5 separate regions of the Homo sapiens genome follow, and all the other regions are linked to region 2. A link is a loop called in an ENCODE intact Hi-C map of the cell type or tissue named here. Cell type or tissue: endothelial cell of umbilical vein. All regions are shown on one strand. Region 1 overlaps CYTH1 (cytohesin 1). Region 2 has its middle 15 kb from the start of DNAH17. Region 3 overlaps CYTH1 (cytohesin 1). Region 4 overlaps DNAH17 (dynein axonemal heavy chain 17). Region 5 has its middle 34 kb from the start of SCAT1.

Region 1 (5,000 bases), 88 kb before region 2:
GAGAAAACAAAGAGGGGGTAACCCTTGACAAAATAATTTTTTTAAACCTCCCCCAAACGATGGATGTGTTTCCAGGTTGGAAGGCTTACTGAATACCCTGCATGATGACTGAAAATGAATGCACGCCAAGGCTGCCTCCTTAGGGGGCCTCAGAACACTGAGGACACAGAGGACGGCAGTCGTGTGCAAAGCACCAGCAACCAGAACAGCTTTGTGTAGGGTGATATTGAATGCTGAAGGCAGGAATGCTGGGCTTCCCAGTCTTGGAGGAGGGTCACGTCCAGCCTAGACTGTTAGGCACAGCCAGATAGCAGCCAGGTGTGAGGGTCCAATAGAAACATTCTTAGCCAAGTGAGATTTCAGAAATGTTACCACCCACACACCCTTTCTCAGGATGCTGGTGGAGGACAAAGGCCTTGGCTGTAGGAAACCAGAGATCTTGAAACCTCTTGTTTCAAGAGAGGAGGGAAGAGTGCTCTGGAATGGAGAGTGCTGAGGTTAAGGATGAAGCAGTTTACCGAGTATCAAGGCAACCAGTCCAGACTGGAACAGGTTTCAGAGGCTCCAGGAAGGATTACTTCAAGAAATGAAAATTAATAGGATGCCTGATACAAATTAGCATTAGCAAGGAGATTTTGATAAGAGGTTAACCATTTGCAATTGGTTTTGGTGGTAAGGTCACAGAAATATAAATCAAAGGAACAACCCACTTCTCCACCCTCCATAATTTTGGTTCCAGTGGGGAAGGAAGCTTTTCAGGAAGGAAAAAATTAGGAAGTTCACTATATGGCACAGGTCGGAAGAGAAACGTGGTGTTAATGAAGACACTGTGTATAGCCCTACCTCAGATGACCAGATAGTTATTTTAGGAGGACGGGGAATATGAATATGCCCGGGTAAGAGGAGCTCAGTCCTCTTCTGTAGATAACATCTAAAATCAAGCAGTCAAAAGGCAGTTCTAATATGGTATTTTGGAGATGTGTGAGATACAGAGGTAAAGACCAAGCAGGTTGGCTTGAAGAAGTTGGAAATAGTTGCTAGCCAGGATGGGGAAATGGCTGAAAGACTCTTTTTCGCTTTTAGAGAACTCATAGAACTGGTTGGTTTTTTTTTTTTTTTTTTGAGACAGAGTCTTGCTCTGTCACCCAGGCTGGAGTGCAGTGGCGCTATCTGGGCCCACTGCAGGCTCCGTCTCCTGGGTTCACACCATTCTCCTGGCCAAATATAAAGACTTTAACAGTGCTAGGACTTGGCCATGGGTTGGCTGGATATCAGGGGACTGTGAAACTGCCGTCAGGCGTGTGCTGGAAGTGTCTGCGGTGCCGTGCCCTCTGTAGATGAGATGGGACTAGTTGGCGGGTGCAGCTCTGTTCTGGACAGGAGTCAAGGTGCCTTTGGAAATCCAGGTGGAGTTGTCAGGATGGCAGTGTCTCTGAGGATTGTACTGTCTGGCGGTGGGGCGATGGACAGAGGCAGTGAGTGGTTAATGGTCAGACCCACAGCTGCAGTCCCAGGCATCGGGGCGCTAGGGTGAAACTAGGAAAGGCTTCCTGGAGTTGTTGCCCCAGAACTGAGGCTTCAGAGGTGAGTGGGAGAGCCAGGCAAAGGGAAGAGGGAAAGGGGCCCGCACACTCCCTGCTTGAGGACCGTGCCCGGGTCACTGCCGGCCACACTCTCACGGTGTCTGTTGAATCTTCTGGTCTTTCTACTCGCGGAGGACTTAGCAGTTATATTGACAATCCTCAGACATTTTTGGTGTTATTCTTGTTTAGAATGTAAGGAGTTCCCTCAGGCTGATTTATGAACTTCATGTCCTGGGAGAAAGCAGGAAAGTTCGGCTGAGTCACCGGCGAGGAATCTGACAGTGTGTGTCCTTAAACTGTGATCTTAAACTTCCTCTCTTCAACTGTTCTGTAGGATAAGGAGCCCCGTGGAATCATCCCTTTAGAGAATCTGAGTATCCGGGAAGTGGAGGACTCCAAAAAACCAGTGAGTATTTTTGCTGAGATATTTTGAGGGGAGAAAGGGGATGGGCATTTCAAAGATTTTTTTTAAAAAACTCAAAACCAAAAAACTGAAAAGCGTGATCAGGCTTTTATTTAGTCTAATTTTTTATTATATTGTTCAAGCCAAAGATGAGACTCGAAATCACTTCTTCCTGTGCCGTCTGTCTGCTTTATCGTTTCACTTAGTGAATGTCACATGGGGTGTAGAAGTTGCCCCTCCTGCAATGGCAGCGGCAAGCACGCAGGAGTGGGCTATGTAGTTTATACCCTTGGGACACCTCCCGTTTAGTTTTCCTTTGTTTTGGGCTGTCAGGATGTTACTGGCTTGAAGTTAAAGTCGTGAGTCACCTGCAGTTCTCTCCGCATTTTACGTACATTGCAAGTGGGGCCAGCTTATATCAGGCCGGTGTGTTTGCAAACGAGACTGACTTCTATACAATTTACAGTCTCTAGAATTCCGCTTCTAGGCTTCACTTTTCCACAGGAAAATATGTATTCCTTGTATTTTGTGAAGGTCAGAAGAAAGGGGTTTTGGGGAAAGAAATCAGCATGTTTCTCAGTTAACAGCTTCCTTTGCTCCACTCTCTCCCTCTCTGTTTTGATTCTCAGAACTGCTTTGAGCTTTATATCCCCGACAATAAAGACCAAGTTATCAAGGCCTGCAAGACCGAGGCTGACGGGCGGGTGGTGGAGGGGAACCACACTGTTTACCGGATCTCAGCTCCGACGCCCGAGGAGAAGGAGGAGTGGATTAAGTGCATTAAGTAAGTGACTGCTGAGAAAGGGCAGTGCGCGCCTGGTGCAGCCCTCACCTCACCAGGTGTTGATCATCTTAGTGGTTAAACATGCCGCCCGCATCTCTTCTGTGCTCCAAGTTCTTAGGGAAGCTTCGTCCTGGTTCCCAGCTGACGGCTTCCCAGGAGGCCTTTGGATTCTTGGCTATTATAGCATATGTAAGAGAGCACGTCCCATCTGGGTTCCCCACGTGTCCTCATAGACCCAAAATAGGAAGAGGCGAGTGAGCTACCCACACAGATGCCATCTGCTCAACTGGTCTTTCTGTGTCTGACGAAGCCGCTCTCATTCTCATAGTGACAGCTCAGAGGAGATAGTAGTCATGTTCTGTAATTTGTGAATCCTGTGAGACACCATTTTCCTAGCTACAGATGAGGAAACTGAGGCCCATAGAGGTTAAGAAATTTGCTGGAAGTCACATACCGTGATCCAAGGTCCGGGAGGAGGGAGAAGCTTCCTCAGGGTTCCACAGCTAAGAAGTGGAGCTCCCAAGTCCAGGCCTCTGACTCCTACCTCTCGGCTCTGTTGGCTCCACTGGGCCACGCCATGTAAGGTCTATCACGGGGCTGGAAATTTCCTCATGTGACAAGTATCTGGAAACATGGCTTTCTAAAGTCAGTTGGCTTCTCTTGCTTAATGTTCTTCCCTGGGACTTGGTCTGCCTGGCTCTCCCTCCAGTCCCTGTGCGAGGGTCAGCAGTGAGCATTCTGACTTTGCCTTCTCTCAGTGATGCTTTCTCCTCCCTCCAGTCCCTGTGCGAGGGTCAGCAGTGAGCATTCTGACTTTGCCTTCTCTCAGTGATCCTTTCTCCTAAGAGCACAGCCTTGCCCTCTCCCTCCTGGTGCTTCATCCATGAGAGTTCACCTAGCTGTTTTCCTGAGAAAGACTCCTCAGCTGCCTGTGTGACTTCACCTGGAAGACAGGGAGAATGTGCCCACAGGTGACTGCGAAGGTCCCTGTAAGTCCTCTGTGTACTGTGTGACGGGCTTTCTCCCACCCAGGCTACAGCCCCGTTCCCGAGGGTGTGCAATATCCTCTAGCCTTTGTTTTATCTTTTGGTATTTCTACTCAGACCAGTGTAGGTTTTGGCCCAAGCTAAATACCTTAAAACTGACTGAAGATGGAGATGATGTGATGATGGAGGGAAAGGAATAGATGATTTATCCTCTCAAAAGTAATCTGAAAATTCATGCAATGAAAACAGACAGGAACCAGCTGGAGAGAGGATGGATTTGGCGCCAGGTCACGCTGCGCTGAGACTCCTCGCTCTGTCTCTCTGAGCGCAGTGCCTGGTAGGTGGGTAACCTACCTCTTCTGTGTGATAGAGGTCATTTCTGCCTCATGGGGCTCTTTTGAGGATTAAATGAGATTGTGTAGTGGGCATGGGGTTTGGCAGCTTCCCTGGCATGACAGCCATCATGGGAAGTGTGGCCCTGAGCGGGGGCCAGCCCACCCTCCATTGAGCAGACGCGGTGCCACGGTGTTTTCAGAGTCCCCTACCAGTAATGGCACCAGCCCTGTGTTCTGGGGAAGAAAACAGCAGTGTTGTGGGGGACCGGTATCCTTTTTTTTAACATACTGAAAAAAAAATTTATTGAATCATTATGAAATGTATTTTTTATATAAGATTTGAAGTAAGGGTTTAAGTTTGTTCTCATGAATGAATAGCTGATGGTCCGGACACCATTTATGGATTCATTGGCATCGCCCCCACTGACTTCATATGCTCTCCTTAGAGTGTACCCAGCTCCCCCACCACGCTTCATGCACCTGTTGCTCCACCGCGCCTCCCAGCGTGAGCGCCGCCCGCCCCTCCCCCTGTGGCATCGTGGTGTCCTTTGACTGTGCTGGCTGGCGAGTTCCCTGTCCTCCCTCACTGGTCTTTCAAAACAGTTTTGGCTGGTTTTGTACATGTGTCTTTCATATGGTTTTTACTTCTATAGTCAGAAAAACTAAGCATTTTTCAAAGTCACATTTAGAATCATTCAATCCTTTCATGAGCGTGAGTGCCAAGTTCTCCTGTGGGCTTGCTGGACTCCTCTGCTCTGTCCCGGAGCGGGCTGGCCTCAGCCTCGGGATCTGCAGACACCCCCTTTGGCACTCTGCAGGCACACTGTCCTCAAACCTTCTTGCACCCAGTGCGAGGTGGGACCATTAGGATTATCCCCATTTCACAGATGAGGGACACTGAGGCACAGC
Region 2 (5,000 bases):
AGACCAGCCTAGGCAACATAGCGAGACTCTGTCTCTTAAAAAAAAGGTATCCCAGTTTGTGTAACAGATTCTGTGATTACCTTTTCCGTGTAATAGGCACTCTCAGAAAATATCTTCTGAATTGAATGGAATAATTTGGAACATAACGAAGTAATAGTTTTGCTAAAATGTTTAAAGTGTTGAACTGTTTTTCAGGTTGACTTTGGAAAGCCCTTGGCCAAGAGGAGAGGTCCATTCAGATGATGGGGGAGCTTAGAATTGTATTTTTGGTTTACAGTGCATTTTAGGGAGACCAAAGTTACAGGCAAAGACATAAATCAGTACATGGAGCGTATACATTGGTTCAGCCTAAAGTGGTGGGATACCTTGAAGTGGGAGTTGGAGGGCTTACAGGTCACAGGAAGATTCAAAGATTTTCCAATTGGCAATTGGTTGAAAGAGTTAAGCTTTGGCTAAAGTCTTGAGGTCAGTAGAAAGAAATGCTTGAGTTAAGATAAGGGGGGTTGTGGAGACCAAGGTTCTTGTTGTATAGATGAAATCTCCAGGTAACAGCCTTCAGAGGAAATAGGTGGTCAATGTCTCTTTTCAGACCTTAAACGTGTCAGACTCTTAGTATTTCCTAGATCTGGGAAAGACCTGGCTGCATTAATGGTGCTTTTCTACAGAATGCAAATTTCCCTCACAAAAGACAGCTTTGTAGGGCCGTTTCAACATATGTCACGCCAGTAATCCCAGCACCTTGGGAGGCCTAGGCGGGCGGATCATCTGAGGTCAGGAGTTCGAGACAAGCCTGGCCAACATGGTGAAACCCCGTCTCTACTAAAAATACAAAAATTAGCTGGGTGTGGTGGTGGGCGCCTGTCATCCCAACTACTCGAGAGGCTGAGGCAGGAGAATCATCTGAACCCAGGAGGCGGAGGTTGCAGTGAGCTGAGATGTGCCACTGCACTCCAGCTTGGGCAACAGAGCGAGACCCTGTCTCCAAAAAAAAGAAAAAAATATATTGTGGGGTAAAATATTTTGATTTCCTTCAGGGTCTGCCATCTGTCATGTGATACTACACCAGGGCCAAGTTGGAACATGGTATCTCATTGCCACAGGAGTCTCTTCTGCCAGACTTCTGATCTCTTTTCTAACCTTAGTGCTGGTCATCTGTGCCTAAACTCCAAAAGAGAGGGGATAGAGACCATCCTGACTAACATGGTGAAACCCCGTCTCTACTAAAAATACAAAAAAGTAGCCAGGTGTGGTGGAGGGCGCCTGTAATCCCAGCTACTCAGGAGGCTGAGGCAGGAGAATCGCTTGAACCTGTGAGGTGGAGGGTGCAGTGAGCCAAGATCGCGCCACTGTACTCCAGCCTGGGCAACAGAGCGAGACTCCGTCTCAAAAAAAAAAAAAAAAAAAAAAACAGAAACAAAAAAAACAAAGAGAAAGAGAGAGAGGGGATATAAGCAGGTATGCCTCACCTCCCTGGGAGATCGGGCTGGGAATTCAATTTTTCAGGTGACTATGTGGTCAACTTGGCCAAGAGGGGGTTCATTCAGTTGGTGGTGAGGCTCAGGATTTTATTTTTCATTTTTAATAATTATTCTATAATCTACAACCAGATATACTCTTATACCCAAGCTTTAATATAATTTTACACCTACTAAACCCCCACTACCTGTATATAAACTGTAAATTAAAACACTATTTCAAAACAGTCCGACAAACCCCCTCTAAAAGACTTCTCCCAGGCTGTGGTCGGTCTCTAGTCCTCAATAAAACTTCTAAATAAAACTAACTTTGAAATCGTAAAAAATAATTTTTTTCCTTCCTCAACATACTTTAGCACTAGCCAGGCAAGACAAGAAAGGCAGTAAGGACTGTTGCGATTCCTCGTTCCCATCTATAATTTTTTTTTTTTTTTTTTTTTTTTGAGAGAGAGTCTCCCTCTGTCACCCAGGCTGGAGTGCAGTGGTGTGATCTCAGCTCACTGCAATCTCCGCCTCCTGGGTTCAAGCGATTCTCCTGCCTCAGCCTCCCCAGTAGCTGGGATTACAGGCGCATGCACGCCCGGCTAATTTTTGTATTCTTAGTAGAGACGGGGTTTCACCATGTTGGCCAGGCTGGTCTCAAGCTCCTGACCTCAAGTGATCCACCTGCCTCGGCCTCCCAAAGTGCTGGGATTACAGGCGTGAGCCACCGCGCCCTGCCCCCATCTGTATTTTTAATAGAGATGGGGTTTCACCACGTTTGCCAGGCTGGTCTCAACTCCTCCTAGTTCCCTATTGCTTAAGAAGCCTTCAGGGAGGGAGGCCAGACTGCACGGAAACGCGCCTTGGGTAATTAATTCCCAAAGCTGGGTTGCGCCATCCACCGCGGTGCTTGACGCGGGGTCAGGAGGCGGCTTCCGGAGGCCAGCTAGTCTCTGCAGCGCGGATAATCTTCCCTCCCCACCGCAGGAGTCTGGTGCTCCTCAGAGATGAGCCCTGTCACAGTGGAATAAATGTCCTTGGGGTAGATTTCGAGACAGACAGACGTGAGTCAAACCACAGGCAGGAAATTTCATTTCCAGACTGCGCTCAAATTCTTTTTTCCTGACTCATGACATTCAAAACACATTTCATTTTACAGACCAAGCTGAGCGCCCTTCGGCCAGAGGCCCCGACCCCAGGGCCATGTGGTTCACTCCCTTCCTTCCCTTCAAGTTCAGAGTTAAACTTGAGAGCTTCCTGCAAACAGGACCAAAGGTCAACAGAAGCGCGGGGCAGGAAGGGGAGGGTGCTCTCTGAATGGGGGAAGCCCAGTGCCTTGCCGCTTTTTGACATCATTTGGACTCAGATATTTAACTTACAGCACTTGATTTTCATCATAGAGTTTTTTTTTTCCCAATATATTATAAACCAAGTCACTGAGGAAGAGATTATTCTATAATACAGTTTAGGGTTTAAAAAAATATATTCCAGGGCCGGGCACAGTGGCTCACGCCTGTAATCCCAGCACTTTGGGAGGCCAAGGCAGGTGGATTACCTGAGGTCAGGAGTTCGAGACCAGCCTGGCCAACATGGTGAAACCCCCCCCCCGTCTCTACAAAAAATACAAAATTAGCTGGGTGTGGTGGTGCACACCTGTAATTCCAGTTACTCTGGAGGCTGAGGCAGGAGAATCACCTGAACCCGGCAGGCGGAGATTGCAGTGAGCCGAGATTGTACCATTGCACTCCAGCCTGCACAAGAGTGAAACTCTGTCTCAAAAAAAATAAATAAATAAAATATATATATATATATATATATATATATATTCCAAAGAAAAGGGGTCTTTGTCCCTTTAAGGAAAGAAATTTGGTATTTCCAGATGTCTGGTAGAAGTTGAGCTACAACATGCTGGAAGCCCGGGGAGGGACCATTGACCTCCTAGAGCCCAGCCTGTCCTTGAATCCCCACCCAGCGAAGATGTGAAGTGAGCTGGGGCAAGGGGCATGATGAGCGGACGGACGGCCCGGAAAAGCCCAGGTAGGCGCCGGGCACTCCCTCTCTCCCTGCAGCAGCAGGAGGCACAGGCTGCAGGGTCACAGCCAGGGTCTCTCCTGCTAGGGAAACAGTCACCGTGAGCGAGCCCAGCCACCATGGCAGAGGTGACAGGTACTCCCGAGTTCTGAGCGCTCCTCTATCGTTCTGCTGTGCGCCTGGCTGCTCACCGGAAAGCATTTGTCTCTGAGTCCAATCCGCCCTGATTTCTCATTTGTTTGGTTGGTGATGGTTCTGCTGAAATAGACCCAGAGCAGCAAGGGTCACTTCTGAGGAGCGTGGACCCATGGAGCAAAGATTCCCCGCCCTGTGTGTACTTGGACCCAAACAGGTGCTTTGAAAGCCTCCACGCTTGGCCCCGACCCTCCAGTGCCCTTAATTCTCAAAGCGTCCCAGGTGATTCTGCCCGTGGCTAAGCAGAGAACCTCAGCCTTAAGTTACACCTGCCACTCAGGTAACCCGTGGGGCTTGTTGAAGGCAACTCAGGCCTCAGGTGTGAATGACCATAAAGCAGGGAAGGCTGGGCGTGGGGGTTCATACCTGCGCGCCGAGAACTTCGGGAGGCCGAGACAGGAGGATTGTCTGAGACCAGGAGCTTGAGACCAGCCTGGGCAACAACGTGAGTCTTACTTTTTTGTCTCTACAAAAAATAAAATTAGCCAGGCGTGGTGGCAAGGGCCTGTAGTCTCAGCTACTCGGGAAGCTGAGATGGGAGGATTGCTTGAGTCAAGGCCAGCCTGGGCAATATAGAAATACCCTTTCTTTCAAAAAATTAAAAAATAAAAAAAGCCAGGCATGGTTGTGTGCCCCTGTAGTCCCAGCTACTCAGGAGCTGAGGTGGGAGGTTGGTTTGAGCCCCAGATGTCAAGATTGCAGCGAGGTATGATTGTGCCACTGCACTCCAGCCTGGGCAGACAGCAAGACCCCTAAAATAGGGAAACACTGAAAGCCTTTTTAACAAGGATAACTGGCTACTTTCAGTGAATTTGCTTAAAACAGAAACCAAAATTTTACTCTAAATCAGTGACTCTCAAACCTTAGCCTGCATCAGAGTCCATTGGGGGCTTGTGAAATACAGATTGCTGCCCCACAATCTGGGGTGGCCCCGGGCTCTGTGATCCCAACGAGAATCCAGCTGATGCAGAGGCTGTTGGCCCAGGGGCCCCACTCTGAGAACCTCCGCTCTAAGTGGAGTGGCGGTGGGGGGGGGTGGGGAATAAAAATGAAAATTATAGAAGACTTGTGTTATCTAATTAATAAAAATGCAGGTTGCAGGTGCTGTCAGTTCTCAGCATAATCACAGCATGACCGAGCAGAGAGGAAGGGCAGGGAGGGGCGGCCCCATGCCTGCGGGCCGGACTGCCTTCTCAGCACGCGTCAGATGGACCGATGCCACCTGAAGGTGCTTGCGGTGGACACAGAATGTGCGGATGGGGAGATGGCAGGAGGGACAGGGCTTGGCGATGCTGACATCACAGGCAGCCCATGTGA
Region 3 (5,000 bases), 120 kb before region 2:
GCTTTTCTAATGTAGCTAATTAACCCACTGTACACTTCACTGTAGTCTATTGTTTCTACCCTCTTGTGATTTTTATGAAATATTTGGGGAAAGTAACTGCTCTGTGAATGTAGTAGATTAAGTTTTAATGCCATGGGCAGAAGGAAAGTATGTGTATCCTAACTGTGCTCTCAAGCAGAGATGTTAATTCCAACTCTATGCTGTCTAGAAATATAATATGAGCCATAGATGCACTTTTATTTCATACTAGTTCCTTTGAGATCAATTAAAATAATACATTTCATTAAGTTATATCAATGTGCAATCAATATAAAATATTATTAAAAAGTCATTTTCCTTTGTTTTTATAGAAAGTCTGGTGTGTGTGTGTGTGTGTGTGTGTATATATATATATTATTTATTTATTTATTTATTTATTTATTTATTTATTTATTTGAGATGGAGTCTTGTACTGTCTCCCAGGCTGGAGGGCAATGGCGGGATCTCGGCTCACTGCAACCTCCACCTCCCGGGTTTACGCCATTCTCCTGCCTCAGCCTCCCGAGTAGCTGGGACTACAGGCACCTGCCACCACGCCCAGCTAATTTTTTGTATTTTTAGTAGTGACGGGGTTTCACCATGTTAGCCAGGATGGTCTCGGTCTCCTGACCTCGTGATCTGCCCGCCCCGGCCTCTCAAAGTGCTGGGATTACAGGCATGAGCCACTGTGCCCGGCCTCGGTGTATATTTTTTACCTACAGCACATCTCAAACTGGGTGGTGACATTTCAAGTGGTTAATGTCACGTGGGGCTCCTGGCCGCCATATTGTACAGTGCAGCTCAGGCTCACATAGGCACCCACTGAAGGATAGAAGGACCCTCAAACCACCCCTACCCTTGAGAGTGTGGGTGCCCTTTGCTGTGCCATGGAGGGAACAAGAGCCAACACTTCTGAGCTTCTGCTCAGCACCAGGCAGGGTTTGAGGCACTTTAATTACTCTACATCATCTTCACAGCAGCCTTATCAAGTGGGTGATGGTGGGACCACTTCATTGATGATGAAATGTGACCCAAGTGGGTTACATAACTTGTCTGAAGTGACCTAATTTGATATTTGGTAGATTGGAGCTAGGATTTGAACCTGGTTTGTTTGATTCTAATGCTTGTTCTTCTCATTTGCCCACATGGCTTCCCATAGCATGCTTGAAGGGTCATTTTAGAGGGTGTCTGTCCAAATCTCCTGTTGGTATAGGTGGGGGAGATTGAGCCATTGGAGGATGGCAGAAGTATTTTGTGGTGAGAGCTGTGATCTGGGAATTAAGTAACTTTCTTCTGATGATAAGAGCACATTGTAAAACATCGAAACAATGAAGAAAGGTATGAAGCAGAAAGAGAAAGTCCCATAGTCCCAGTTCCCAGAGTTAAGCACTGATTTTAGGTGTATATTCTAGACTTTTTTTATTTCTCAGTGCATACATAGTCTCTTTCTCCAAACCCCTCCCAGAGATGGCACAAAATTGTTCGTACACGTTGCTTTGCCTCTTGCCTCCCCTCCCCACCTCAGGGGGTCATGGACATCTTTCCATCTCGGAGACTCTGTTTTTGACCATGAGGGAGCTGAGGCCTAGAGAGATTAATTAAATGTCAGCCTGAAGTCTCCCAGCTGGAAGGGATGAAAATGGCCAGGCGCTCAGCTAATATTCATCCTTTTTCATTCATAGCCAACCTAATTTAACCTTCAGTAATCTCTTCTCTCTCGTTTTTCCTTCCAAGAGTTTCTCAGAGCTTTTCTGTGTGATTTAAGGGCCTTCCTTTCTTAGAAATCTGATAAGAATTGGAGCCATAACTATTTCTATCACTCAGTCATTTCTGAAACTGACTTCTAGTTTCTTTCTTGATATCTTTCTCCTTTTGTGGCCTCTGGATCTTCCTTGATTTTTGGCGAGATAAAAGCTTTCTTGTAACATTGCCCTCCATTTTTGTAGTTCCCAGTGACCTGACAGCAGAGGAGCGTCAAGAACTGGAGAACATCCGACGGAGAAAACAGGAGCTGCTGGCTGACATTCAGGTAGGAGAGTGGCATGGTGGTTTCACCAACGTAAGAACCACAGTGACAGTTCCATTTGTATGAAAGGGTGTCCTTTGCAGAGTGTCTCCTCAAGACACTTTTGACCTGCCCTCACTACAGCTCTGCACAAAGCGTAGGTGTTGATAATCAGTCACCTTTCCTCTACAGCTGAGGAGATGCAGTGTCAGAGAGGTTGAGTGGCTTGTCCAGGTTCACCCAGTTGGTCGGTTGTCGGAGCTGGAGATAGCCTGCAAGACTCCTGTCTCCTGAGTAGTCCTCTCTGCTGTGTTTGCCCTTGCGGAGCAGAGTGGATGAGGAGAGGCAATGAGAATGTGGGCTTCAGGCGAAGCTCGGCCCACGCCCTGGCTCTGGCTCTGCCGCTTACTGGCTGAATGATTTGAGACAAGAGAGTTCCGGTTCCTTGAACTTCAGTTTCTTCATCTGTCAGATCATGAAAACACCTGCTACACAGTTGGAAGGACTTAGCATGAAAGACAGCATAATTTCTGGTCCCTATAGATGTACTTAGTGATAGCAATTTTACAATTACAATTTTTCCAAGTTCCTTTTTGTAACTATCAAGCTTGTAGGAAATAAGTCTAGAAGCCAATAGTTGGATTATTTTCGCCCTAAGACAGCAAATGTTATTCTTTCAGAATTCTTCACAAGACATTAGGAGTGGGGTTAAGGAGGGAATCCTGTTGCCCAAAGTAGCAAAATGAGGAAAGACTTGACTTTCTCTGGAGTTGATTTAAGTATATTTTGATAGTTCTCCCTGATCCTTTGATTTCTGCTTCACTGGTAGATCGTGAGAAAGCTAAGCAGCTCTCCACTTAAGCCCCACTTCCCCGTGAGAGCCCATCCATTCTGACCAACAGTGTGCTGGAATGAGGAGGGTGGGTGCGGATGCACAGCCGATTTGATCAGACATTCCCTTTGCCAGCCGCTTGGTGGCATTGTTGCCCTGGCACAGCTACTGCAGGCTCTGCAGCCTGGGCTTTGGGTAGGAGACTTTGTCCTCTGAATTTTCTGGCATGCTTGTGTTTAGTAAGCTGCAGACTTGTTCTGAAAGATTGTGATGAGGCAGCCAGGTTTTGTTTTTCACACAGCATATATGCTTATAAACTTTCCTAGACCGTAAACTCCTTGAGGTCAGAGGCTGTATTCTTTTCTACCTTGGTGTTTTCTGGAATGCTTACTGTTTGGTAGGCACTCAATAAATATTTCTGAAACATGAATTTTCCTAATTTACTTTTTGCATTTTTGTCATATTTTGTTTCATTTTGCTTTATTTTGTTTTTGGTTGGAGGGAGTTATGTGAGATTTTAGAAGTTTTAATTTGATCTGCATCTGCCTTTCCTGCTGACTCTGGACTGTCTGTTTTATAGAGGCTGAAGGATGAGATAGCAGAAGTAGCTAATGAAATTGAAAACCTGGGATCCACAGAGGAAAGGTGAGTCTGCCCTGCTGCCAGGTGGCTTCTGTGGTTGTAATTCCTTAAAGCACCCAGGCCTTAATTATGCTTACGTGGCACATTGAAGGAAAAAGTCAGCTTTGTGTCTTTCTAATTCTAGCAAGCACATACACACCCATAATGTCTGCCTTCCATCCTTCACCGCAAGGCCTCCTGAACATAGGAGCTTCTTCCAGTGTTTAAAAAATTGAACTGGAGGCCGGGCGCGGTGGCTCACGGCTGTAATCCCAGCACTTTGGGAGGCCGAGGCAGGTGGATCACGAGGTCAAGAGATCGAGACCATCCTGGCCAACATGGTGAAACCCTGTCTCTACTCAAAATACAAAAATTAGACGGGTGTGGTGGTGCACACCTGTAGTCCCAGCTACTCGGGAGGCTGAGGCAGGAGAATTGCTTGAACCCGGGAGGTGGAGGTTGCAGTGAGCTGAGATCGCGCCACTGCACTCCAGCCTGGTGACAGAGCGAGACTCCGTCTCAAAAAAAAAAAAAAAAATTGAACTGGAGAACTTCAAAGGTCCCAGAAAGCCTTAAACTGCTCCTAAATTTTTATGTGAATTACTCCCCTCTGTTGTCCACTGTCGGTGTGCATTTTAAAGTTTCTGTTTTTCCTTTGTGTAAAGGAAAAGCTTAATGAATGCTGCTGATACGATTTCAAAGGGCTGGAGTGTCCAGTCATGTCTGAGGATAATCGTGAGCTTATTTGCACCTTCCTAATGCTTAAGGGAAGAAAATGTAGAAATGCGATGATAGTATAAAAGGACAAGGACTCTGCTTTTTTTTTTCCTTTTATTTTCATGAAATGTTAGTGACTTTGAGAGTTTAGTTTTGAATGGGGTTCCCAGACCGTTTTCTGACTGCTTAATGCAATAAATGAGCTGTTTCCAATTCACTACATGTCTGTATTTTTCTAAGCCTAAGTCTTCCTGTCTGGCTTCGTAGGACTGTTTGATTTGTTGTTTTAGACTCCTGTGGGCAGTGCCTTCAGGGTATAGTGAGGCTGAGTCCTCCACAGAAGGCAGCCAGCTCACCACGGCCAGTCTCTGTATTGTCCATTTGGTATTTTGGATTAGTTTCCCCTCTTTCCATTTTAAACACTCGTAGCTTAAATGAAACGGATACGTTGGACTTCATAAAAATTTAAAACTTCCGCTTTTGTAAAAGATAAAACTATTAAAAACTATTAAAAGAAATGAACAGGCAACAGATTAGAAGTAAATATTTGTAACAAATATATCTGAAAAAGGACTTGTATCTAGAATATATGATAGAAAGGCAGCCCAAATAAGAAAATGGGCAAAAAACTTGGACACTTTACAAAAGAAGCCATATGTGTAGTAGACACATGAAAAATGCTTAACATCATTAGTTGTAGGGGATGTAATTTAAAACCACCATGAAACGGTACTTCACATCCCCTATGATGGCTAGAATTAAAAAGACTGATGGTACCTCATGTTGGCAAGTGCTAGTGAGAATAAA
Region 4 (5,000 bases), 96 kb after region 2:
GAGGCCCCTGCAGCGCCCGCCCTCCCTGTCACCCTCCCAGCTCTTCCTTTCTCCATCTCGCCCTTTCCAGTCCTGTGGAAATATCTACAAGGGCCTGGCCCAGACGGGAGCCTGGGGCTGCTTTGACGAGTTTAATCGCATCTCAGTGGAAGTCTTGTCTGTGATTGCCGTGCAGGTAAAGTCCCCTGCCTGCGGCCTCGGGGTCACGTCGGGTGACTGGCTCGTCAGCTTTCCTGTGACCTCACACGCCAGATAGACCCTCCTTGCCTCTCTGCAACGTTCCAAGCACCGAAGGGTGGTGTGGTGCCATTGAGCTCTTGCCCTCCAGGGTCCCAAAGCCTGGTTAGGCAAACACATTGAAAACAGAATCAGATTACAGGTTACATGTATGGTAGCAAACGTGTAACAAAATACAGGTGGGAGAATAATTAATTTTGCTTAGGAAAGAAAGACAAAGTGCTTTGTTATTGGTATCAGCGGAGCTGGGCATAGGAGGTGCTGAAAGGGAATGGCAGGAAAGAAAGAAAGGAGGGGGAGAGGGAGGAAGAGGAGGAGGGAGGAAATGCGCCCGTGTGTTTTGGGAACAACCATGCCGGGGCACAGAGCGTGCAGCGGAGTGGCTGGGGCGACCTGGGTGCAGGGACTTCGGATTGGGGAGCAGCCTGGGCCAGCGCCCCACCCCCACTGATGCTTGTTAAAATCTCCAGCGTGGGCCCCACTTGTTAGGAGGAGCATTTCTGCATTTTAAACAAATGCCTCAGGTGATCCTGACGCATGCTGGGGGTTGAGAAGCACTGGGCTGTCTAAGGTAAGTGGAGGCCGACCTAGCGGCCTGGGACAATTGTGCTCTTCCAAAAGGAAATGCAAGTCAGGGCGTTGGCGGTGTCAAGGTCCTCCCACCACAGGATAGACCAGGAGCATGTGGGGTGTGGACGTGCAAATGCCTCCTGGGCTGCTTAAGCCCCACAACCTGGGTGGAGAGCCTGCTTTATTTATTTATTTATTTATTTATTTATTTATTTATTTATGTTTTGTTTTTTTGAGACGGAGTTTTACTCTTGTTGCCCAGGCTGGAGTGCAATGGCACAGTCTCGGTTCACTGAACCTCCGCCTCCCGGGTTTAAGCAATTCTCCTGCCTCAGCCTCCCGAGTAGCTGGGATTGCAGGCGTGCACCACCACGCCCGGCTAATTTTGTATTTTTAGTAGAGATGGGGTTTCTCCGTGTTGGTCAGGTTGGTCTTGAACTCCTGACCTCAGGTGATCCACCCACCTCGGCCTCCCAAACTGCTGGGATTACAGGCGTGAGCCGTTGTGCCCGGCTGAGAGCCTGCTTTATACACCAACTTAACCCCTGACTCTCGGCTTGGCAGTGATGTGGACTCCCTCTGCCTCCACCTTCTAACCTGTAAGGCGGTGTTGGTGACACAGGTCTGCCAGCAGGATTAGAGGTGCCTGGGGTGGCTGCTTCCTCCTCTCCTTATGCTCCCTCTGCCTCAGTCATTCCCCAGCCCCAGGGCTGGAGGCCCCATGACCAAGAGAATGGGGACCCCAAACCATGGGCAGTGCTGGCTGTTACCGTGGGGACCCTCTCCCTTGCCCCCAGCACAGGAGCAGAGCTGCTGAGCACCTCCGACGTCCATGAACAAACCCCAGAATATTTATATAGCCCCTACTCTGGGCACTGAATGTTCACGGGCTCCAATGGAGACCACAGGAGAGGCTTGGCCTAGCTGGAAGCGGTGCTGTTCCGAAAGGCCCCAGTCCTGCCAGGGGACAAGCTGCACGCTCAGCAGACTGGGCATGGGGGTGTCTGGGATCACCAGGGCACCAGGACTTGGCTGTCCTGGGGAAGACAGGGAAAGGCAGGTGCTGGGAGCAGCTTTACCGCGAGTATTGGGCCCCCTCAAGTGGTGACTTGGAGAGACACAGCTGTCTTCTGCAGGTTTCCAGAGGAGACCTCAAGCAGGCAACGGCCCCTGATGCTCTAGGTTTAACCTCGTAGCTGACAGTTGGCCTTCAAGACTGTCTGATACGGAGGTGGCCGCTAACCAGTCCTCTGACAGGTCATTGCCAGAGTAGTAACAGGACAGAAAAGGGCTGGGAGTGGAACCCAACTCAGCAGGGACAAGGTGTTGAAATACTTACTGGTTCCTGCAACAGCCTGGGTGCATCTCCAGAGAATTCTGCTGAGTGATAAAAGTCCATCTGGGGGCCGGGCGTGGTGGCTCACGCCTGTAATCCCAGTACTTTGGGAGGCCGAGGCGGGCGGATCACGAGGTCAGGAGATCGAGACCATCCTTGCTAGCATGGTGAAACCCTGTCTCTACTAAAAAATACAAAAAATTAGCCGGGCGTGGTGGCGGGCGCCTGTAGTCCCAGCTACTCGGGAGGCTGAGGCAGGAGAATGGGGCGAACCCAGGAGGTGGAGGTTGTAGTGAGCCGAGACCACACCACTGCACTCCAGCCTGGGCAACAGAGTGACACTCAGTCTTAAAAAAAAAAAAAAAAAAAAAAAGTCCATCTGGGAAGATCGTGTATGATACAATTCCACTTATATAACATCCATGAAATGACCAAATCACAGAAAAAAAGGACATGGTTGCCAGGGGTCAAACGGAGGGAAGGGGGCAAGAGGGAAGGGGTGTGGCTATAAGAGGGCTGTCACCCCATGGTGACAGCAATGCTGGCCTCAGTGTCGCGCCCACCCTCCCCCCGCCCACCACCCCCGCTGTGACTGGTACTGTTATTAGGCAAGATGTTCCCATCAGGCTACATGGGGCAGAGAGTACACAGAATTGCCTTTGTATTTTTTTTTCTTCCCCCCAATCACTGTCTTTTGTATTTTTTATTGAGACAGGGTCTTGCTATGTTGCCTAGGCTGGGCTCAAATCATCCTCCAGCCTCAGCCTCCCAAAGTGCTGGGATTACAGGTGTGAGCCACTGTGCCTGGCCCTCTGTATTATTTCCTACATGGCATGCAAATCTACAACTTTCTCAAAAATAAAAGGCTTAATTTAAAAAATAAACTAGGAGGTTTGAATTTGCAGGCGCAAATTCGCAGCCTCATGCTTTAACATATGTGAAGGCCTCTCTGGTGTGTGGAAGCTGGCCATTTCCATGCTAACATGTCTGTGTCACCAACCGTGCAGGTAAAATGTGTCCAGGATGCAATTCGGGCCAAGAAAAAAGCATTCAATTTCCTGGGAGAGATCATAGGCCTCATTCCCACCGTCGGTATCTTCATCACCATGAACCCTGGGTACGCCGGACGCGCGGAGCTGCCTGAGAACCTAAAAGCCTTATTCAGGTACGTGGCCCAGGTGAAAGTGAGTGGCTGCAGTGAGCCAGGCCGGCCACAGCAACGTCCCAGTGCCAAGGAGTGGGCAGAGGGGAGGGGCAGAGGGCAAGCTGGGGAGGGAAGAAGTCATCAAAAGCTCCCAAGATGGCCGGGCACAGTAACTCACTTCTGTAATGTCAGCACTTTGGGCGGCTGAGGAGGGTGGATCACCTGAGGTCAGGAGTTCAAGACCAGCCCGGTCAAGATGGTGAAACCCCGTCCCTACTAAAAATACAAAAATTAGCTCGGTGTGGTGGTGCATGCCTGTAATCACAGCTACTCAGGAGGCTGAGGCAGGAGAATCGCTTGAACCTGGGAGGCGGAGGTTGCAGTGAGCCGGGATGGCACCATTGCACTCCAGCCTGGGCAACAAGAACAAAACTCTGTCTCAAAAAAAAAAAAAAAAACACTCCCAGGATGAGGCAGGCGAGGGCCTCCTTAGAAAGCACTCTGTCTTCCCCTGGGTGGGAGGACCGCACCTGGGACACAGTGATGGAAAGCAGGGTTGGGGGGTTGGGGTGGCTCTCAGAGGAGGGGCCCTGAAGGTGCACCCAGTGGATGATGTGGGAGGAGGAGGGAAGTAGGGAGCAGGCGGGCTGGGAGCCCGGCTCCAGGACCGAAGGTTCAACACTCTGCTGTGGTCTACCTGGCAGTCGAGGTGTGCTCTCCTAGGTGAAGAGGGACAGGCAGGGGTGTAGGTTGGGGAGGGAGTGGGCAGAAGCCCACAGGCACCGCTGACCTCCCCAGGCCCTGTGCCATGGTCGTCCCCGACTTCGAACTGATATGTGAGATCATGCTCATGGCCGAGGGCTTTCTGGAAGCCCGCCTTCTGGCCAGGAAGTTCATCACCCTGTACACCTTGTGCAAGGAGCTGCTCTCGAAGCAGGTGTGTGTGTCCTGGAGCTCACGGCGGGTGTGGGTGGGAGTTTGAGATGCGGGCAGCAGCCAGGGTTGGCTTCCAGACCTGCCTGCTGGCCACAGGAAGGTGAGCTCACGTCTGCCCACCTGTGCCCACTGCCCGCAGGATCATTACGACTGGGGCCTGAGAGCCATCAAGTCTGTGCTGGTGGTGGCCGGCTCCCTGAAGAGGGGCGACCCCAGCCGGGCAGAGGACCAGGTGCTCATGCGGGCGCTGAGAGACTTCAACATCCCCAAGATTGTGACAGACGACCTGCCCGTATTCATGGGACTGATCGGGGACCTCTTCCCGGCTCTGGACGTGCCTCGGAAACGGGACCTGAATTTTGAAAAGGTCGGGACTCCTGGGTCTCAGGTCTGTCCGGAGAAGCCTGCCTGGCTGGGGCTTCCTTCCCACTGATGTTGGACGGGTGGAGACCCGTGTCACACACGCACGTTTCCCGATGCTACAAAGAGACCTCTGAGCCACAGCTGCCTCCGTGGCCCTGGCCAGCCCCACCCTGTCAGTGCTGGGGGAGGTCACTCTCTCAACTGAGGCTGGGGGGGCTTCAGGCAAACCGACCCCCTGCATGAGGTCGCGGTGGAGCTATGTCAACTCTCGGCATTGACAGCAGAACTTGCAGACGCACGTGCATCGGAGGGCAAGGGCGCCTTTATCATCTCCCCCACGGGGCAGGAAGCCCCCCAGCCTCCCAGCGAGAAGAAAGAAAAGCTGCTTCAGTTCCTCACCCAGCCTCATCCATG
Region 5 (5,000 bases), 74 kb before region 2:
TCTGCAGAAAGATGAGTGACCACCTACTGGTCACATGTGGCTTCCCAATGGTCCACCTGGGGAAGGGCTTGTGGTTCATGGCCTCAGTAAAACTTGTTTAGTCCTAAACGGGTCATGTTAAGAATTCCTTTGTTATTTTTCATGCTTTAAGGCCCAGGAAAGGCCTGGGCAAAACTCTTGGCAGGCTTTTGTTACATCCCAGCCTTTGTATAAGGGGGCCAGCTCTCTCAGCTTTTATTTTTGTTTTAATTTTTTTTGAGATGGAGTCTCACTCTGTCGCCAGGCTGGAGCGCAGTGGCATGATCTTGGCTCACTGCAACCTCCACCTCCCGGGTTCAAGTGATTCTCCTGCCTCAGCCTCCCAAGTAGCTGGGAATACAGGTACGTGGCACCATGCCCAGCTAATTTTTGTATTTTTAGTACAGACGGGGTTTCAGCATGTTGGCCAGGGTGGTCTCGATCTCTTGACCTCGTGAACCGCCCGCCTCGGCCTTCTAAGTGCTAGGATTACAGGCGTGAGCCACCGTGCCCGGCCGGCTTTTAATATTTAACTTCACCACGTGGTCAGTGCTGAAACAGTTGTTATGGAGGCCTGCGTTAGTGAGCCTGGCCTGCCACAAACCCACAAACATCTACCAGTGTGATCTACACCGTTAACAGAATGAAGGAGAAAACGGGGTGATCATCTCCATCGATGCAGGAAAAGCATTGGACGAAATGAAACTCCACCAGGAAATACACCCAACGGGGCAGGCGCAGAAGGAACCCTTTCAACACAAGCAAGGCCTACTGCGGGACACACTTGAGACAGTATCGTCCCCTCCTTCCCAGGCCCCAAAGAAGGACTGGGGCAAGTCCAGCCTGGTGAGTAGCAGAGTTGATGGGGACCCGCACACAGGGCACTGCCGGACAGCAGCAGGACAGCTCGAGAGATCCACGCCGCCCCCATCTCTAGGCTGCTTTTACGCTGATTTTCTGGCTCTTTGCCTACTGTGTGTGTGTGCCATGGGACTTTTCCTTGGCGGGTTCTCAGATCCTCTCTGGGCTGTGTGGGTTCTCAGGGACACCTACTCCTTGGCTGGGCACCGTGGCGTGGACTCACCATGTGGCCTTCAGGGTTCAGGCAGCAGACATATGCCCTTAAGTAACCTGGTGGAGGACCTGTCACAGTACAAGGCCATCTATGAAAACACCACAGCCAACCTCATACTCAACGGAGAGAGATTGGAAGCTTTTCCTCTAAGATCAGGATCAAGACAAGGATGCCTGCTTTTGCCACTTCTCCTCAACATGGTCCTGGATGTTCTAGCCAGGGCAATTAGGCAAGAAAAAGAAGGTCTCCAAGTTGGAAAGGAAAAAGTAAAATGATCTCTGTTTGCCATGCCATGATTTTACATATACACACACACACACACACACACACACACACACACATATATACACACACACACCCCCACACACACACCCCCCACACACACATATATATATGTAAAACCCTAAAGATTCTACACACACACAAAAAAACGGGGAGGTAATAAGTGGATTTGGCAAAGCTGCAGGATACAAACTCCACGCATGAAGCGGTGGCCTGGGGGGAGGAGCTTTGGCCACCCCTCCCAAGCCCACCCTCTGAGGTTCTTGGGAAGTGTTTCTCTGCCTCCATGTCAAAAGGTCCTGCTCACGTCCTGCCCTGGGTGGGGCAGGGAGCCCCAGTGCTCGGGGCCTCCCCAGGATGTTTGGGTTCTCAGGGACACCTGCTCTTGGCTGTGCTCTGTGTCCACACCCAAACGCATCTTGTAGCTCCCATAATTCCCACGTGTTGTGGAAGGGACCCGGTGGGAAATGACTGAAGTGTGGGGACGGGTCTTCCCCGTGCTATTCTCATGATAATGAATGGGTCTCACCAGATCTGATGGTTTTAAAAAATGGGAGTTTCCCTGCGCAAGCTCTCTCTTTGCCTGCCGCCATCCACGTAAGGTGTGACTTGCTCCTCCTTGCCTTCTGCCATGAAGGTGAGGCCTCTCCAGCCACGTGGAACTGTGAGTCCAATTAAACCTCTTTCTTTTGTAAATGCCCAGCCTCAGGTATGTTTTTACCAGCAGAGTGAAAAGGAATGAATACAGCTGGGCAACATGGCCTGGGCTAACCACCTGGCCTTCAGGGTTCAGGCAGCAGACATACACCCCTAAGTAACCTGGCCCTGGGGCCCGGCTGCCCTGGGGCCACACATACTCTCTGCGTTGCTCAACCAACAATGAGTCCTTGAGGGCTGTCTCTGGCAGCTCCGGCCTGAGTGCAGCAGCGAGCTGCTGGCGCTAATCAAGGCACCAGCCTGTCTCTCCACCCTCACTCCCAGACCAGCGGCCAGTGTCACATCTAGAGGATCAAGCTCAACCTCCCCTCCATGGTGACACTTGACACCACCCCAAATGTGCTCCCAGCTATCCCACCGCAGCCTCCTGCTGACCGAAATCAAGACTGTTGAGGCAGAAATAATATTCTTCCTTTTTTTTTTCCCAATGTTTTTTCTTTTTTGACTGCTCTGGCAGAGCAGGGTTACCCCATAGGCAGAGAGTAGCTGAGGCAGAAATACTGTGATCTGGTTTACTGGAAACCGGAAGTGAGGATGAACCCCGGCAGACATGCCAACAAAGGTGGGCGTGTCCTGGGGCCTGCTCCAAGCTGGAAGCCTTTTAGAGGAGAGTGTAGAGGGGGACTCCTCACATTGGAGCTGTCCTTTTCACTGGACGGTACAATACAGAGGTTACAGTCACTGACTGCAGATGACAACATACAGGCTAAAATGTCTGTGAGCAAGACAGTCAGTAAAACTTCCTGGTTTCAGAATCCATCCTTGTCCTTTTTGATGTCTGTGGACTGCACACTAATCAGAATGTCAACAGCCTGAGGAAGTCGTGATAAGATTCTCTACTGAGGGACAGGATGCCGCCAGGAACCACAAGAGCTTCCCCGCCCGGGCAGGTTCATTTGGAAACCCCTTTGCCTTTAAAGTAAACTGCCACATGTGACCCGATAGGTTATCAGCACGCCACAGGGACGGCTTTGAGGAATAATTATTCAGAATGATGCCTTTTTTCTTTTCTCCTTTTAAATCTCCTTGCGAGGTCTGGTCGAGATTTAGCTTCCATGGCTGTTGATACTTGAAGGGAATCAAGCCTTCCCACCAGGCTGGTGCAGGATGAGATGCTGGGCCCCGGCAGGTGCCAGCCCTCTTCTAACACCCATTCTCTAACTCAGTCCTCATAGCAGCCCCGAGATGAAAGCAGTGCTGCTAGGGCTCATTGCTACCACGATCACAGCCGCCCGCAGCTCTCCCCAGCCCCTTCCCTGCCCAGTGGCACCTCATGACTTATTCCTCTGTCTCCCTGTCCCAGGATGTAAAATCAGTGAGGGCAGGAGCTTTTTTTCACACCTATATTCCCTGTACTTGGAACGGTGCCTGATAGATAGTAGGTGCTCAGTACGTATTTGTTGAATAAATGACAATGTCATGAATGAATGCACGAATGATAAAGACAGGAAAACCGAGGTTCAGAGACATTTAGAAACGTACGTATCCAGGGGCTCGCAGAAACAGGGAAGTCAGAATTGGGCCCCAGGTCAGCCGGATCCCCAAACCCACCCTGTTTCCAGTGTCCAGGTTTCTCCACCACAGATTCAGAGATGGGAACTAAGTTGACATCATTGTTGGACCTGTTCCAAATGTCTTGAACTTCTGAGCTAACAAATAATTATTGGAGCAATTGAAGCTGAGGGTGGATTTCATGTTTCCCGGTTCATGCCCTGTGTGATTTAACACGTCTGACGGCTGCAGCGTCGGAACTATCCGCCATGAGCTAGAGGTGCCCCTTGCGTAGCCTTGTCCCTGGTGCCTTGGACACCACGGACAGCCACGAACACCCAGAGAGGATCTGGTCTCCCGCCCCGGGACCACAGTAGGCTCCACACTGGTTTCCCTCCAGCCAGTTTCCCATGGTGTTGCCTGGTCTTTTCAGGGCTCAGATAATGTGATTGTGTCCCACCAGCCACCTCCTGGAAACCCCTCAAAACACCTTCCTGACAATGGGGTAGCCCCAAACTCCTTAGAGGGGGAGACTGCACCTCCCAGGCTGGAGTCCCTTTTGGCCTCCCCATTCCATCTCCTGCAGCCTCCCCCGACAGCCCTGCTCCAGCCATGGGACTGAGGGGACCTGGAATGCTGCTGCCTTAGCCCTGCTCATTCCCAGCCATGGGTCTCGCCCACCCCTCTCCCAGCCAGGTGAGCGCCTGCTCATTCTTCAAAGCGCCTTCTCATTTATTGGTGGAACACTGCTCTAGTGCACACCAGCCCCGTGGGTACAGAGATAAGGACGGCCCGTGGGAGGGTTCGAGGGGCTTTACACCGTCCACAGGCAGACAAGCGTGCATGTATGTGGATGATGGCCGCCTCAGGGAATCACCCGGGGCCTTAGGAACCCAGCCTAGGGCCCTCCATCCTAAGCTGGGGCTGGGTGGCAAAGAGAGACGCCAGGAGGGCTCCTGGAGGAGGAATTCCCCTAAAACCGGGACCCCAGCTTCCTTCACCCGAGAGCCCCCCGATGTCATCAGCTTTGTTCAGGTGCTTGTGTGACGCAATGCTATTAACTCACACCGAACCGAATCCACTCACACCTGTCAGGTATTCGCCCATTCATGCTGATGATGTCTTAGAGCAGCGCCCCCGCCCCATGCTTGTGCTACTGGTTTCTGAACTCTGCACGCTGCCTTGTTCAAGGGTAACTTGTGTGTGTCTGCTCCATAGCATCTGGTGCACCCTTTCGGTCACAGGAAAAGGGGTGGAGACCACTAAGTTCTCACATTGTGCTGGGCACCGTCGGTGACAGCAGACATCACACATCACAGCCCGAGCCCATTGGCCTCACTCAAGGTGCAGACAAATTAGCCCCCTGTTCAGGGCCCAAGGGATACCATGGAGACTTGAGGGGGCACCTTCCTGAAAT

The links. Hi-C counts contacts between places; a loop is a spot of excess contacts. Peaks named below come from ENCODE experiments on the same cell type or tissue, not always from the same donor. Only the 100,000 strongest peaks of a DNase experiment are listed, where the experiment ranks them.
Region 1: it touches region 2 in a loop (9-fold over the local background); 3 of 110 quality-filtered maps call a loop at or near these places.
Region 3: it touches region 2 in a loop (4-fold over the local background); 7 of 110 quality-filtered maps call a loop at or near these places.
Region 4: it touches region 2 in a loop (2.8-fold over the local background); 21 of 110 quality-filtered maps call a loop at or near these places.
Region 5: it touches region 2 in a loop (10-fold over the local background); 4 of 110 quality-filtered maps call a loop at or near these places.

The regions. Positions count from the first base shown.
Region 1 is chr17:78,677,960-78,682,959 of GRCh38, reverse strand. CYTH1 (cytohesin 1) reads left to right here. Exons shown (of 14, transcript NM_004762.6): 12 at 1,918-1,989; 13 at 2,616-2,770. Among named protein-coding and RNA genes, the nearest start is that of SCAT1, 48 kb to the right of the region's middle. In endothelial cell of umbilical vein, no CTCF peak of the experiment used is centred here; no DNase peak of the experiment used is centred here; H3K27ac peaks cover 1,426 bases.
Region 2 is chr17:78,589,993-78,594,992 of GRCh38, reverse strand. No RefSeq gene overlaps it. Among named protein-coding and RNA genes, the nearest start is that of DNAH17, 15 kb to the right of the region's middle. In endothelial cell of umbilical vein, no CTCF peak of the experiment used is centred here; a DNase peak (open chromatin) is centred at 2,552; H3K27ac peaks cover 1,725 bases.
Region 3 is chr17:78,706,697-78,711,696 of GRCh38, reverse strand. It overlaps CYTH1 (cytohesin 1), which reads left to right. Exons shown (of 14, transcript NM_004762.6): 2 at 1,965-2,047; 3 at 3,436-3,500. Among named protein-coding and RNA genes, the nearest start is that of CYTH1, 73 kb to the left of the region's middle. In endothelial cell of umbilical vein, a CTCF peak has its summit at 2,997; DNase peaks (open chromatin) are centred at 3,066 and 4,466; H3K27ac peaks cover 855 bases.
Region 4 is chr17:78,494,183-78,499,182 of GRCh38, reverse strand. DNAH17 (dynein axonemal heavy chain 17) reads left to right here. Exons shown (of 81, transcript NM_173628.4): 37 at 71-175; 38 at 3,151-3,308; 39 at 4,086-4,224; 40 at 4,363-4,590. DNAH17-AS1 (DNAH17 antisense RNA 1) reads right to left here. Exons shown (of 6, transcript NR_102401.1): 4 at 4,986-5,000; 5 at 2,147-2,327; 6 at 1-339. Among named protein-coding and RNA genes, the nearest start is that of DNAH17-AS1, 12 kb to the right of the region's middle. RefSeq lists enhancers at 696-1,244, 1,245-1,793, 4,934-5,000. In endothelial cell of umbilical vein, a CTCF peak has its summit at 1,910; a DNase peak (open chromatin) is centred at 1,902.
Region 5 is chr17:78,664,034-78,669,033 of GRCh38, reverse strand. No RefSeq gene overlaps it. Among named protein-coding and RNA genes, the nearest start is that of SCAT1, 34 kb to the right of the region's middle. RefSeq lists enhancers at 309-918, 919-1,529, 1,530-2,140, 2,141-2,752. In endothelial cell of umbilical vein, no CTCF peak of the experiment used is centred here; DNase peaks (open chromatin) are centred at 2,903 and 3,733; H3K27ac peaks cover 1,974 bases.